2 separate regions of the Homo sapiens genome follow, and region 1 is linked to region 2. The links are chromatin loops, found by intact Hi-C in ENCODE. Cell type or tissue: endothelial cell of umbilical vein. All regions are shown on one strand.

Evidence for each region. A loop is a pair of places that touch in the nucleus more often than their neighbours do. Peaks named below come from ENCODE experiments on the same cell type or tissue, not always from the same donor. Only the 100,000 strongest peaks of a DNase experiment are listed, where the experiment ranks them.
Region 1: a loop joins it to region 2, with 13 times the contacts of the local background. A loop is called at or near these places in 1 of 110 quality-filtered maps.

Annotation. Positions count from the first base shown.
Region 1 is chr3:128,121,350-128,126,349 of GRCh38, forward strand. RUVBL1 (RuvB like AAA ATPase 1) reads right to left here and starts at 2,463. Exons shown (of 11, transcript NM_003707.3): 1 at 2,235-2,463. The coding sequence starts at 2,375. RefSeq lists an enhancer at 2,215-2,264 and a silencer at 2,455-2,514. In endothelial cell of umbilical vein, no CTCF peak of the experiment used is centred here; a DNase peak (open chromatin) is centred at 2,562; H3K4me3 peaks cover 1,536 bases; H3K27ac peaks cover 1,353 bases.
Region 2 is chr3:128,480,853-128,485,852 of GRCh38, forward strand. It overlaps GATA2 (GATA binding protein 2), which reads right to left. Exons shown (of 6, transcript NM_032638.5): 3 at 4,875-5,000; 4 at 3,008-3,153; 5 at 967-1,092; 6 at 1-466. The coding sequence ends at 167. Among named protein-coding and RNA genes, the nearest start is that of GATA2-AS1, 5.8 kb to the right of the region's middle. RefSeq lists enhancers at 2,633-3,197, 3,198-3,762. In endothelial cell of umbilical vein, a CTCF peak has its summit at 2,430; DNase peaks (open chromatin) are centred at 959, 2,419, 3,279, 4,319 and 1 weaker place; H3K4me3 peaks cover 3,040 bases; H3K27ac peaks cover 4,261 bases.

The DNA of each region.
Region 1 (5,000 bases), 360 kb before region 2:
CCTCCCAAAGTGCTGGGATTACAGGTGTGAGCCACTACGCCCGGCCCAGATGCTATATTTCTAAATAGATAAAAAACCTAGCCAGGCGCGTTGGCTCATGCCTGTAATCCCAGCACTTCGGGAGGCCGAGGCAGGTGATCACCTGAGGTCAGGAGTTCAAGACCAGCCTGGTCAACATGGTGAAACCCTGTCTCTACTAAATATACAAAAATTAGCCGAGCGTGGTGGTAGGCGCCTGTAATCCCAGCTACTCACGAGGCTGAGGCAGGAGAATCGCTTGAACCCAGGAGGCAGAGGTTGCAGTGAGCCGAGATCGCGCCATTGCACTCCAGCCTGGGCAACAAGAGCAAAACTTCGTCTCAAAAAAAAAAAAAAAAAAAAAAAACTACTATGGTCTTTCCACACAACCCTGTCATATCATAATCCCCAGCACTGAAGCTCTTTGGGAAACCCAAGGTAGAAGAGACTTTACAAACCTTGGAGATGTGCGTTTATTTACAGACCAGGACCTCTTCCATCCATTCTCCCTCAATTTCCACTCCAACTACTCTCAGGTGAGATAAGCTTGAATTCTAACATTTAAAAAGAATTGGAAGGGTCTTTAAAAGATCACCTAGTCTAACTCTCATTTTTCAGGGAGGTTACTGATGTGACCAGAGTCACACAAGAACCTGGTAGCTGAGGTGGGTCTTAGGCATACAGCATCACTCTTAGGCATAGAGCATGCACTTAGGCATAGAGCATGCACTCTGGGTTTAAATACATAGACTTGAGTTAAAATACTGGCTCTCGCACTTACCAGATGAGTAACCTTGGACCTACTTATTTGACCTCTATGAACCAGAATTTCCTCACTTGAACAGAGTTCATACTAGTCAATGGCACACAGGTTAAAGGGTGTAGGGGTAAAGTGTAGTGATGCCTGCAATTCACCTTGAAATGTAAAAGTGGATTGGGAGAGGGACAGATGAAAAGATATATGATAAAGCAGCACAGTAAAATGTTAATTATAGAATTTAGGCACACAAGTATTTACAAGTCTTTCAACTTTTTTTGTGTCTGAAAACTGTCATACTAAAGCGGGGAAGGGACAACTAATACGTTGGATATGACAAGGCAGTGGACATATAGCTACTTAGCACAGTGCTTGGCACATGGAAAGCACTCAACCAATGTTAGCTACTTGCAGTACTAGCTGCTTAGTAAGCCAGGGTCAAACACTTCCTTTTTGGAAAGATGATGCTCAAAATGGAAACCTGAGGCTTTTCTTTGAGGCCTTTCCATTTAGAAAAATCAGGCTAAGAGGCAGTAGCTTAACTTTATATTAAGTGAAGATTTTTGTAGAAGCTAAGGCTCTCCAAAGGCCAAGGGGCATGGCTGTGACCTTAGAGAACAGCAGGCAGAGAGGGTGGCTGTATCATCATAGAGCACTGATTTGGGAGTCAGAAATACACGTGGGTGCAAACCCCAGGTTTACCGTTACTAAAACGAGTGTCAAGCATATACGTGAAGTGCCCTCTCCCCAACTCAATATTTTCACCTGCCAAAAAATAATATGTATGTGAAAGTACTTGGCATCACCAGCACTTAGAAAAAGGAGATTTAATTGGAATGGTCAAAAAGGATGCTTGGAGGGGTGGATAAACCAGATTGCTCTTCTCCATAATTCCCACTTCTCTCCCTCAGTTCCCGGATCCTGGGAACCAAAATGAGCTTTTAAAGTTTAGTCAATTCCCTACTTTAAACCGTCCCATAGCCTGCCACTGCATTCACAATAAAATCCAATTTCCTGACCGTGGCCGACAAAGCCCTGCAGTAACTAACCCCACCAAGATAAGATAATTATTTTTATTTATTGGTGTACACGTTTATCGTCTCTCACTACACTAAAATGTAAGCTCCTATCTTAATTCCCGCTGTATCCCAGTGTCGCGAATAGAGCCTGGTACGAATTAAGGGGACGGGGTTGTGTGGGTTTATATCAGCACTTGTCCATGAGTTGGCAAACCGTCAACTGCCCCCAGTGGATCGTCACTAGGTATCCTGGGGCGGCCCCTCACCCAGCTCCAGGGCGGCGCCCCTCCCCGAGCCCCTGGCCCATTTTCACTTCCCTGAGGAAATAATGGCGGGAGACCCCTGGCGCGCGCATCCCGCCCCGAGCCACCGACTTCAGCAGCTCTCTCGCCGCAGCAGCCCTGCTTGCAGCCCCCAACTCCCTGGTCCACTGGCCACACCTCTCGCGCGTTCTCCTGGCCCACAAGCCCTGAGGCCGCCTGCTTGGCCAAGCCGCTCTCGTCCAGCCCCAGCCCTTTCACGTGGCTGTGGGAGGCGATGCGCTGCGTCTTCGTAGTGCTCTTCACCTCCTCAATCTTCATTTTGCAGACGCCGGGAGCTAAAACCAGCGTGGAAAACCAGCAGCTAGGACAGTGCGCCCGGCGCCTGAGTTACCATGCGGCCGTTACTAGGGCAATTTGCAAAGGCCCGCCTAGACCGGCTTTCCATTGGTGGAAGCGGGAACACCTCCGCTCTCCATAGGCTCACGGCTGCGCCCATCGCGGCTGCTGCTAGAGCTCCGGTCACCCACTTCCGTCTGTGTCTCCGGGTTGGCTTCCCCCGTAGCCGGCGCTTCCTGCCGAGGCTGGGGTCGGGAGCACAGTGGGACCACGCCCCGGATTTGATCTAGGGCTGGGGCGTTGCACGAGGCAGTGGCCCCCGGGTACCACTCCTAATCCTTCCGTCCTATCCATTAGCACATTTGAACGTCATACTCTTACGCAAATCTCAAGTTATTATTTCCGTTTTGGAAACAGAAGAACTGAGGTTCAGAGCTTAAACTGGGATTGGTTACTAACCAATGTTTTCTGACTCCCATACCTTTGCATCTCCCTGGAAAGGCCCAGCTCAACCCACCACCGTTTCCGTGGAATTGTCTTCCCCTGCTTCTATCCTCCATCCTCCACCGAGAGATAAGGTTCCTGCTGAGTTCAGTTGACTGTAAATAACATTTTGCAGTTTTCAAAATTCCACAGCCCTGTAAGGTAGTGTAATTACGCATGCAGCTACAAACAAGCGGAAAGAGGCCCATCCGCCCAAGAAAGCATCACAAATAATCAGAACTAGAAATCTTCAGGCTTCAAAACCTATATAATAATGCTCATCACGTCCCATGACTCCAGCTGAGACAATCAGCCAGCAAATTGTCCCTTCAGGTTTCATAATGATATTAGCACAACCTGCACCACAATTGTACTTGCCATCCATCCATCCATCCGTTCAACAAACACGAGCCAGACACCACAATGCACTGGGGATACAGGGATAAAAGTCTTGATGCGTTTACTTCTTGCTTAGAAAACTTGCAACGTGAGATGTGCTGAGACAGGTACACCCAGGTGGCGAGAAGACCAGAGCAGAAGCCCCCGGAACAGCCTGGAGAGCCAGGGAAGGCATCATGAAGGTGATGTTGCCTTGGCTGAATTCCAACAAATAGGAGAGATTTCCTCAGAAGCAAATGGTATGACACCATTTTTACAGAAGAGGATACTAACATCCAGAGGAAGGGAAGGACTTGCCCAGAGTGCAGGAGAGTTTATGTTAGAATTGAGACAGACCTGAAATCAAATCCAATTACAGTAGTTCCACAGTCTCACACCGCCTTTTTTTTTTTTTTTTTTTTTTTTTTTGAGACGGAGTCTTGCTTTGTGGCCCAGGCGGGAGTGCAGTGGCGCAATCTCGGCTCACTGCAAGCTCCGCCTCCCGGGTTCACGCCATTCTCCTGCCTCAGCCTCCCGAGTAGCTGGGACTACAGGCGCCCACCATCACGCCCGGCTAATTTTTTTGTATTTTTAGTAGAGACGGGGTTTCACCGTGTTAGCCAGAATGGTCTCAATCTCCTGACCTCGTGATCCGCCCGCCTCGGCCTCCCAAAGTGCTGGGATTACAAGCGTGAGCCACCGCGCCCGGCCTCTCACACCTCCTTGTACATCTTGATTCTAACATTTGAATCTAGGTTTCTATATACTTTTTTCTTTTCTTTTGAATCTAGGTTTCTAATGATTTGCATAATTACTGGGTCAATGTTTTTCTCTCCCAGTAAACTGCAGGCCTTTTGAGGGTGTAGACCACATTTGATTGTTTACCATTTTAACCTAAGTGCCTGGCACACAGCCTACAACACAGCTCACAATTAAGGCTTCTCATGAATTCAATTAAGGTTCTAGACCACACACAAACACATACACTTGAATTCATCAGTTTTGCTGCATGTATTTTACACGTTGGCTTTTATAGGACTTGGTAATGATTTCCATCAGTGAATGGAATCTTTTGGCATTTTCAGGGCCTAAAAGAACAGAGGCCAGGCCTTGGAAGGCTGAGGTTGTTACTAGGGCATGTGGTTCATCAGCACTAGAGACAGCACCCCACAAAGTTGCTTAGCCCCTCATTGACTTGTTCCTGGTCATTACTCTTAGAAAAGAAGCAATTCCTTTCTCTATATGGAGAAGGAAACTTTTCCACCAACTAGTAGTCAAAGTGAGGCATTCTATGGGACTGACTTCTTTGTGTATTGTCCAATTAAGGAAAAAGACTTTTTTTACACTTATTATTTCAGCCCTAGTCTTTGTATCTTTTGGCACAGAAAGAAGGATTTCCTTCTAGTCCAAAAAGAGAAAGGGAGAATCAGGATTTTAGAGCACAGAGGAATATCCCCTGGATTACTTGGTCTAGTGGTTTTCAAACCACATTCCCAGCAGTTGTGGAATCCTTTTGTGGCCAGTACGGGTGGGGACAGGGAATGCTGAGAGTGTAGGATACCAGCTCCATGCCCCCACTTCCACCAGAGTTGTTCCTTTGTGTGTGTGTGTGTGTGTGTGTGTGTGTGTGTGCTAAATAACAGTTCAAACATCACTGATGGGCCAGGGGCGGTGGTACACGCCTGTAATCCCAGCACTCTGGGAGGCCGAGGCAGGTGGATCACCTGAGGTCAGGAGTTCGAAACC
Region 2 (5,000 bases):
AACATTCACAGTAACTGCTGGCAGGCTGCTGGGCGCCCTCCAGGAGAGGGGGTGCTGGGCCGAGCCGGGCTGGCAGGAGTGGTGTCGGCCTTCGGGAAATGCTGGGCTGCTAAGGGTTTGGTCCACCCATCCCGGGAGTGCCCGGTCCTCGACGTCCATCTGTTCCCTAGCCCATGGCGGTCACCATGCTGGACGGGTGGGGGTGGCCGAAGGAGAGGCTGGAGGAGGGGTGGATGGGCGTCGGAGTGGGCAGGATGTGTCCGGAGTGGCTGAAGGGCGGGAGGTGGCCCACAGGTGCCATGTGTCCAGCCAGGGCAGCTGCACTGAAGGGGGATGACTTCTCCTGCATGCACTTTGACAGCTCCTCGAAGCACTCCGCCCCTTTCTTGCTCTTCTTGGACTTGTTGGACATCTTCCGGTTCCGAGTCTGGATCCCTTCCTTCTTCATGGTCAGTGGCCTGTTAACCTAGAGGCAACCACCAGTTTTCAGAGGGCCAGTTCCTTCCTCCAGCAACATTCCTCCCACCCCGCCACAGCGTGGACCAGAGGCAGGTCAAGCTGAGGGTCCCAGGAAGCCAGGAATTGTGCCCGACCTTCATAGTCCCATCACCAGATGGCTACCATTCCAGGAAGGGCGGGTTCTGGCATATGGGGCTGACCCACACCCTCCCTGGCTCTGCCCACCGCATGCCAGCACTGCCCAGCCAACTGAAGTCCTCCCCCCCACCCTGACCCTTTTTAAGCAGAGAAACCACTTCCCTAGTCCGAGACCCTGTCCTAGCCAGCTCCACCTCCTGAGCAGAGGCAAGGCACCCCTCTTACGGGAAGCCCTTCTGGCGCTCACTCAGGGCAGCAGCTTCCCAAGCCAAGCCAAGCTGGATATTGTGGCTGGGGCCTCTTGCCTGGCAGCACAAAGCGCAGAGGTCCCCTGGGAGGGGCGGGGTGGCCGGGGCGGGGCGCACTCACATTGTGCAGCTTGTAGTAGAGGCCACAGGCGTTGCAGACAGGGTCCCCGTTGGCGTTTCGGCGCCATAAGGTGGTGGTTGTCGTCTGACAATTTGCACAACAGGTGCCGGCTCTTCTGGCGGCCGACTGGGAGGGCAAGGCAGCGTCAGCAGGCTGGACTCCCACGCCCACCTCGACCCCCCTCCCTGACCCTCGCTCCACCCCCAGTCCCCACCAGCTCAGTCAAGGAGGGCTAAATCTCACATGGGAATCAAAGCATCTCAGAACCATGGAATTTTAGAATTTGAGAACGAAATAAGTCAAGACTCACAGAACTTTGGAATAAAGAACTCTCAGAAGCCTGATGTTAGAATCAACGGGATTGCAAGAGCTACAGAGGAGAATTAGCTACCTCCCCCAACTACCCTGCGCTCTAACTCCATAAATGGGGAAACTGAGGCCCTGAGAAGGGCTCTCTAGTAGCACAGGCATCCTGAGGCTGAGCCGGCTTGGTCCCCCTCGAGCCCCTGGATCTGGGGCCGATTCTGTGTCTCCTCTAGCACGACTCCGCTCAAAATCCATAATCCTGGGTGAGTCAGTGTCGCTGAGGCCAGCGCAGGTTTACAGAGTGCAGAGCTGCACCGTCCAACACTGTAGCAGCTGGCCACAGGCAGCCATTTAAATAAGATCTAACTACAAATTAACAAAATTAAAAACCCAGTTCCCTCAATTGCACGAGCCACATTTCAAGTGATCAATATTCACATGTGGCCAGGGGCTACCACAGTGGGCAGTGCAGACACAGAACTTTTCCATCTCTCCAGCTGATGTGAGTGCTGATCCCCCCCATCCAGCCCCCCATACCCCAACCCTTAGAGCTTTAACCACCCCGCAGCCCCTCTGAGTCCTAGTCCCTCAGGAAATGCCTGGCAGAGGTAGGGTCTGGAAATGAGCGCCTGGTCCTTGCAGAGAGAAGCTAGAGGGAGGCTTTACCCAAGAAAACAGATCCCCTCTCCCGGTTCCACCAACGCCAGCCCCACAGTGACAGAGGGGGTCCCCCAACACTTCCCAGAGAACTGCAGGCGGGAGTGCACCAGGTGGTGAGTGTGGGGGGCTGGGGGCTGAGGCCTGCAGAGCCTGGAACAGCCCCAGGCCCAAGCCTGGTCACAGAAGGGACAGAGGGACTGCAGCCGCGGGGGCAGGGAGGGGTGAGTAAGCAGCCTGAAGCTGGAATTCTGACTCAGGGGCCAACGCCGCGTCCTCCACCTCTACCCCCACCCGGGCCTCACCCCGCCCTCGCTCCAGGGGAAAAAAAGGCCCCCAAAGCAGGGAACGATTTAAGCCTCATAAATCACTTCGCCCTGAAAAAATATATTTATTATTCTTAGCATTTTACGCATTATTTGCAGAGTGGAGGGTATTAGAAATTTCAAAACAGCCCAGCGAGAGGCAGGACTGAGCTGAGGAGACTCTAAAAACTCGCAGAGTCCGGAAACAGATACACGAAGTTTCCTTATCTTCAGGCTGCAGATGTCCGGATAGGAAACTCCGGCAGGAGATCCGAAAGGGCATTTTTTTAAAATCACTCAAATGAAAATACACAGTATAGGTGACTCCATGGAAAAATAATAAAGGGCAGGTTTTTTTAGTGGCCGGTGTGAGTTTGTGTTTTATTTAAATAAGCACGAGGAGCTTGTGAGCGGGGCTGTCGGGGAGGGCTGAGCCACAAGGAAAAGTACTTCATGGCCCTATTTTTAAAAAAGAGCTAAGCAGAGGCCAGAGGACAGGAGTCCGGCCCGTGGACACTCAACTTCGGGGATCCCGGAGCAGAGTGGGGTGGCGCAAGGGTGCCCGGTGGGCTCCCTATACCCGAGGAGGAAATCTGGCCCGAAAGAATCTGGCCAGAAAGAGAGACGACCCCAACTGACATCCCAGTGCTTTTCATGATAAAAGAGGATTTCAAGCGGCAAAGCGTCTGCATTTGAAGGAGTTTTTTTCCCCTGTAATTAACCGCCAGCTCCTGCCCAGCAGCCCCCTCCCAGCCACCTGTGCCCGCTCCTACCAGTCTTCGCTTGGGCTTGATGAGTGGTCGGTTCTGCCCATTCATCTTGTGGTAGAGGCCACAGGCATTGCACAGGTAGTGGCCGGTGCCGTCCCGCCGCCAGAGAGGGGTGGCTGTGGCCCCACAGTTGACACACTCCCGGCCTTCTGCAGGGGAACAGGGAGAGACACGGGGGCCTGCTTAACCGGCAAGTTCTCGGGAGGGAGTCCAGGGCAGGAAAGCAGCCAGCCGAGCAGTGCCGGTGCCTCTCAGGCACACGGTTGGCCTGGGCCTGGCTGCAACAGCCTGGGCAGGAAGAGGGACGAGAGGGTCTCCCACATGGGAGGGGGCACAGGTCCAGAGTCGTTTAAAGCCAAATCCCCTGCTTCCAATCCTCACCAGGAGGGATGGAAACGAAGGAGGAGGGGAGGAGGGGCCCAGGGCCCCAGGCGTTCTGGAGCAACCAGGAGGGTATTTACTGCAAACTTTGCCGAGGGTAGGGTGGTGGCAGGAGTCACCCAGCTCAACCTGGCTGGGCCCAGGAGGCTCTCTCCTTCCCGCTCTGGCGCGTCTCTCCCCCTCTCCTCTTTTGTCCCTCTCCTTTCTACCCAACTGTGTCTGCCCCACCCCGTCTTTCTGCTCTAAGTCCAGAAGCATTTCCCTCTTTCTCCCCAACTTTTCTCCTCTTCCACCAAAGCTCTAGAATTTTTCTGAGTCCTGGAAATAATGGATCGAAGTTGTTGTTCTTTAAAATAAAATAAATAATAAGCTCTTTCTTTTTTAGATAAGTGGCCTGGGTTTTTTTTGTTTGTATTTTTTTTTTCAATTAAAAGACCATCTGGAATTCAAATAAAATGCAAAACAAACAGGAGAAAGGACCAAGAAAAGGCAAGCTGACGGGTCTGAGCAGAACTAGGACCCTGAGCCGGGGCTCAGCGGGTGCTGGGGCCAGCGGGGGCTGGGGCTGGGGACCAAGTTGAGCAGGATCACTGGCTGGCATCGTGTTCCCCAGGAAGTTATTCTTGATTTAGTTTAAACTAAATGAGGAGTACAGCCTGGCAAGAGAAGGTGGTTCCTGCACTCAGGAGTAACTGTTTTAAAAACCTTCCCCCTCTGTGGCTCAAAGGGATTCGGGAAAGAGACATGGACAGCAAGAACTCCACACTAGCCACGAGTTTCTGGGTTTATGCTCTGTGGCCAGATTCTTGGACAAACCCAGTTTGGCCCCAGCCAGCTGCGGGAAAAGGGGCGGGGGCACTGCAGCTTCATCCCCTCACTCCAGCCCTCAGGGAGGGAGAGGGAAGGGCCTGGCGAGGGCAGGGAGCAGGAGCAGGTCCTGGGAATTTTGCTCTGGGGAAAATCTCCCGAGGAGATCAGGGAGCCATCGAAATCCCAAGATCAGACTGATTGAGTTAGAGACCCAGATTCCTTAATGGTCTGGAACCTCCGGAGTGCCTGAAACATGCACACACAACATGCACACAGACACACGTATACACATGCACACACGCTCCCAAACACATGCACATACAGAGTCACTTCCCTCGCTTCACATACTAAGTCCTGAGGTGGCTTGAATTTTCACTTAAGATTCAGGGAGGGAAAGGGGGAATTCCTGTTCTATGTTCTGGTCAGGCAGTGACCAACCCTGGGGCAAGGAACTGAACTTTGGGGGTACACTGGAAGCACTTAAGAAAATGGCAAAAGTTTTAGAGTCTCCTCTCCCTGACCCGGGGGTCTCAAACATCTGCTGGGGGCTATTAGAGCGAGACATCACCCATCCCCAGATCTGGGAAACCAACACTGCCACCTCTCCCAAGTCACAGCTCCCCACCACAAAAACGCAAATGCTCCCCTCTTCCACGAAGTCCCCAGCACCTGCCTTTACCTGAACAGGAACGAGCCTTGCTGCGCTGCTTAGGGGTGAAGCTGGAGGCCGGTCCCCCCAGGAAGCCTCCGGGGTGGAAGAGTCCGCTGCTGTAGTCGTGGGCAGCCGCCGGCACATAGGAGGGGT